2 separate regions of the Homo sapiens genome follow, and region 2 is linked to region 1. Evidence: chromatin loops called from intact Hi-C (ENCODE). Cell type or tissue: natural killer cell. All regions are shown on one strand. Region 1 overlaps XRCC5 (X-ray repair cross complementing 5). Region 2 has its middle 21 kb from the start of MREG.

Evidence for each region. Hi-C counts contacts between places; a loop is a spot of excess contacts. Peaks named below come from ENCODE experiments on the same cell type or tissue, not always from the same donor. Only the 100,000 strongest peaks of a DNase experiment are listed, where the experiment ranks them.
Region 2: a loop joins it to region 1, with 21 times the contacts of the local background. A loop is called at or near these places in 10 of 110 quality-filtered maps.

The regions. Positions count from the first base shown.
Region 1 is chr2:216,139,030-216,141,529 of GRCh38, forward strand. It overlaps XRCC5 (X-ray repair cross complementing 5), which reads left to right. Exons shown (of 21, transcript NM_021141.4): 13 at 2,157-2,290. Among named protein-coding and RNA genes, the nearest start is that of XRCC5, 31 kb to the left of the region's middle. In natural killer cell, no CTCF peak of the experiment used is centred here; a DNase peak (open chromatin) is centred at 1,042.
Region 2 is chr2:216,033,139-216,035,638 of GRCh38, forward strand. It overlaps a transcript of MREG not described here and a transcript of PECR not described here. Among named protein-coding and RNA genes, the nearest start is that of MREG, 21 kb to the left of the region's middle. In natural killer cell, CTCF peaks have their summits at 1,022 (motif pointing right) and 1,224; a DNase peak (open chromatin) is centred at 1,033.

The DNA.
Region 1 (2,500 bases):
TCTGTCTGCATCACGGTGGAGGCAGGCATGGACCTGATTATATGGAAGTTGCCACTGTATTACAGTATTACTCTGTCTCTATTTCCTGATAATTCCAAAATTTAAATGAGTAGAATATTTAATTATTTATTTATTTGAGACAGGGTCTCACTCTGTCACCTGGCTGGAGTGCAGCGGCGTGATCATAGCTTACTGGAGCCTCAAACTCCCTGTGTATTAGTTCATTTTCATACTGCTGATAAAGACATACCCGAGACTGGGAAGAAAAAGAGGTTTAATTGGACTTACAGTTCCACATGGCTGGGGAAGCCTCAGAATCTTGGTGGGAGGCGAAAGGCACTTACATGGTGGCAGCAAGAGAAAATGAGGAAGAAGCAAAAGTAGAAACCCCTGATAAACCCATCAGATCTGGAGTGAATAAATCTATAGACTTATTCACTATCATGAGAATAGCACAAGAAAGACCAGCCCCTCTGATTCATTTACCTCCCCCTGGGTCTCTCCCACAACATGTGGGAATTCTGGGAGATACAATTCAAGTTGAGATTTGGGTGGGGACACAGCCAATTCTGGCTCAAGCAATCCTCTTGCCTCGGCCTCCTAAGTAGTTGGGACTACAGGTACGCGCCACCGTGGCTGGCTCATTTTTAAAATTGTTTGTAGAGATGGAATCTCACTATGTTGTTGTGGCTGGTCTTAAACTCCTGGGTTCAAACAATCCTCACATCTCAGCCTCCCAAACTGTTGGAATTATGGGTGTAAGCCATCACGTCCAGCCCAGAATATTTTTAAAAACCCAGTTTATTGATAATTTATTTTGTCGACATAAATCACTCAGGATCTGAAACATTAAATATCTTCTGTTATCTATTTTCTGTGAGTTAACATTTGTTTACATTTTCTCCATTGGAAAAATGGAACATTAAAGTTATTTCATGTATTTCCCAGTAGATGTCTATGTAGGAATGCAATGCCAGGATGATCTGGCCTCCTGCTACCTTGTAGTAGTAGGTGAAAATCACTGAATGTTCACATGTACAAGTACTGCCCCCTACCTGTTGCTGGGAGGGCCTTGAATTAGCAAGTTCAAGATGGTGTTGGCTGTGCCATTGCCTGAAACCTCCATGGTTTCACCATGAAAAGTCCATAAATGGGTAAAAAAGAAATATCTGATGATAAATATCTGTATGCTCTTTTATTTTGTTGTAGCTGTACAAAAGGGATATTTGAAAAGGTGCAGAATAGAAGTATAATGTACTTTTTAGGAACTACTTACTCTTTTCCACCTTTTGCCTGGTGACTGTGAATGTTCCAGAAATAGTGCCTCAGGTTCAACAGCTGAACTGCTGTATGAATCAGTAAAATGAAAGTTACACACAGTAGTTTAGGCAGAAGTATTTTTGGGAGAATTGCCTTTCGTCCATATTGCTTTGGGCTGTACCATTTTTATTGACTGAGTAGATTTTTATTGAGGAGCACTTGTTTTTTATTAGTATTAGGAGAGACCTAAGGAAAGAGGATGTCGTATTTCTGCTCTCATGGAACTTGAGAGTTTGAATGGAGTAGGGCAAGACATGTACGCAGGTGTGAGTAGTGTCATGGAGGCATTAAGAGAGGAGAGAGCTTATTCAGCCTCAGTAGATTGTGAAGGAATCAGCTCACCCTGATCCAATGGTGTCTTCCTGTTAAGGTGCTGTACTCTGATAAAAGTTATATTAAAGTCATTAAAATGCTTATGCTTCATTACCAGAGAGGTTTTTTCTTTTTAATGTTTTTCTTCTTTAGCTAATTACTAGTTTTTAAAATATTAGCTCAATGGATACTAAATATTTTGTTCCAGTCTCCTTATAGGGATTGGTTTTTATATGGCTGTATTCCTCTGAAACAAACTTTCTTGCTTTTGATCTGATACTCCATTGTCAGAGGCTCACTGAATGGTAGAACTGGAACCTAATCAGTCAGTCACTCTAAATCGATCTTTTCATGGATAAGAAAACCAAGACTTGGGTTAAATACGTGCATAGCTAGAGAATACTTTGGCAGGGCCAGGACTGTATAACCTGCCAATATTGCCGTGGATATCTCTACGTAGAAAGCATTTGTTTTAGTGGAGAATAATGGAAATAATCATTTTTCTTTCGGCTTCTCTGTTTAAGAGGCACAGTTGAATGCTGTTGATGCTTTGATTGACTCCATGAGCTTGGCAAAGAAAGATGAGAAGACAGACACCCTTGAAGACTTGTTTCCAACCACCAAAATCCCAAATCCTCGATTTCAGAGATTATTTCAGGTAAGAGAAGAAGGATGAACAAGTCATATTTCTTTTAAATGAAAGAGAGCTAAGTGCAAAGTTGCGGTAATTGGCCAGTCCTAAATAAATGTCTTTTTTCTCTGAAGGCCCCATTTGCTCTATTTAATGGAAGAATAACATCTTCCTCTCCTACTTCAGAAGGTAAAAATATTCTGAGCTCTTAAAAAGAAAAATAAAGTTGGAATGCTT
Region 2 (2,500 bases), 110 kb before region 1:
TAGCTGCAGACAGATAATGTATAATGTATCTGCCACCCAGCTTAGACAATTATTACCATGTTGCCAATCTCATTTCACCAACCCCCCTTCCTCCATTTTTTTAAGTTGGAATATTTTAAAGTAAATCCTAGAAATCAACATTTCTTAAATAAAAAATAATAACAACTGCCATGCCATTATCACGTTGAATAAAATGACCAGTAATTTTGCATACAAATTCCTCCGCTGTCTCAATGCCTTCACAAGAGCGAGTAAGTGGTAGAAGCTGGGATTCGAACCCAAGCAGTTGGACTCCAGTGCACTCTAAAATCTGTACTTCATGGAAAGAGAGAATCCAACAAGAGCCCTGAAGGAACTGGCAGAAAAGGGCAAAATAAGCAGAGAGAAACAGGATGCCAGGAAGCAGCAAGCAGAAAGGTCAGTAACCTCAGCAAAGGGTGGCCTCAGTCAAGAAGGGGATTTCAAGATATTTCCTATTGCGGAACTGAAGACCTCAAGGAGAACAAGTCTGAAGGCTGCAGACAAGAACAGGTGGTGGGCCTACCTATCTTGGAGTGGGGAGGAGACCTCTGTAAGGCAATGTGAATGCTGATGGCATCAGGACTTGGCAAATCTTAAGACTCTGACTCCCACCAGGCAGAACGCAGGACTGCCTCTCACTAGACTGAGCCACGGCTGCTTGAAAGCTGAAACTAACCCACAGAGGGCCTTGGTTACCATACAAATCAGAAATAGTGTTGTCCAGGATAAGATCCAAAATAGCCTAGAGATTTGGCTGTCTTAAAACATGGGCTCAGTAATCGCTAGTTTTGACGTAGCATACCTTTCCTGAATATGGTTTAGAATCTTCCCGCTGGTTGATCTTATTTCAATAGATGGCTCCTTTGCTGAAATGAAATCCTTGTAAACAAGGAGTGCAGAAGAAATACCAAAGGAAGAAACTAAAGCTCAAGTTGAAGCTTTGCAAGCAGGTCTTGCATCCTAAGAAGCCACTGCCCAGACAGGCTGGTGTTCCAAAACTAACCACAAGGTGGCACTGCTTTGAGCCAAGCCCCAGGTCATGTTAAAAAATGAATGAGATCAATGGTGAAGTTTTACAGTTGCAGAATAGCCAAATGGCAGCCATGAAAAGAAACCCCTTAGACCTCCTGCTACAGGAAACAAAATTGATTGGCTGTGGGTCCCAGCTGCTGCCCCTCTCCATCCATCACTGCCTTCCCCTCGGGCTGCTCCTGGCCTGTGACAAGCACAGCCCTGCTGTCCATCTAGGCTATTCCCTTGGGACAAGGGTGGTTCCCATGGGTGACTTTGCCTTGAGGACTTCCCATCTGCCTGGCCCTCTCTTTCTTGGACTGTACTGCAGTCTGTGATATTTTTTTTTCCTACCCAATTCCCTTCCTCCTCTCTCTCCTTCACAGTTGTCAGAACTTCATTATAGCTCTATTCAGGAGTGGCCCCGTGATGGTGGAGATGGAAAATCTTTCTAATGGGCAGCGTGTGAGAGTGCAACTGGTATCTACAATGGAATGAAAAGTGGCCCGAGATGAGAATATATACAGTGGCCAGGAAACAAGGTCTGGGGTAGAGGATTACGGATGAGCCCAGGGGAGTGGGCGCTCCAGGGGAGTGTCATTTCCGCCTCCCACGTTAATGTCCCCAGAATGCAATCCTCATGGAAGAGGTGTAGAACAACCAAGCAGTCAAGAAAACTCAGCCAGTTGATAGCTGGACTTCATCACCGGCCAGCCCAGAACTGGTGTGACAGGCACAGTGATGGAGGCAGGCTGTAGACGGCCCATTAGCATGGACTCCCTGTTAACCAAGGTCAACGGAGCTGTCACTGCCCCTGCATGTCCAACCTTCCTGCAACACAGATCATTGCTGAGCCCTGAAGTGGCATTGCTCTTTAAGGAGACCAATGGGCCACAGGACGGCCAGTCGACAAGTGGCAGGCTCCAGATGTAATTGCTCCTCTGTTCTGAGAAAATGGATCTGGGTCCTCTAAGTTGTTCCCCTGAGCCAGCGGGCTCTGAAGCTTTGTTGGGAGAGGGTGATGGAGAGACATTGGAGGAGGAAGAGGGTTTTGCTTCCTGACCCGTGCAGTGCAGACTGCTTCACAGGAGTGCTAAGGAGCACCAGCTTCCCAGCACCTCCCTCAGGGGGTTTTGCATCAGAGGCCTCTGGTAGGACACTTCTCTGTACAGTTTTCCCCAGGATGCCAGAGGGCAGGTTTCTAGCAAGTTCCACCAGCAGAGCACCACAGTGACTTCTCTGCCCTCCACTGATTCACAGCCATGCCCTCCCTACTCAATCTGGGTGTCAGCCCCAGGGGTGCTATGGAGGGCTCTTCTTTTTTTTTTTTTTTTCGAGACAGGGTCTTACTCTGTCACCTAGGCTGGAGTGCAATGGTGCAATCTTGGCTCACTGCAATCTCCGCCCTCAGGTTCAAGTGATTCTCCTGCCTTAGCTTCACTAGTAGCTGGGACTACAGACGCCCGCC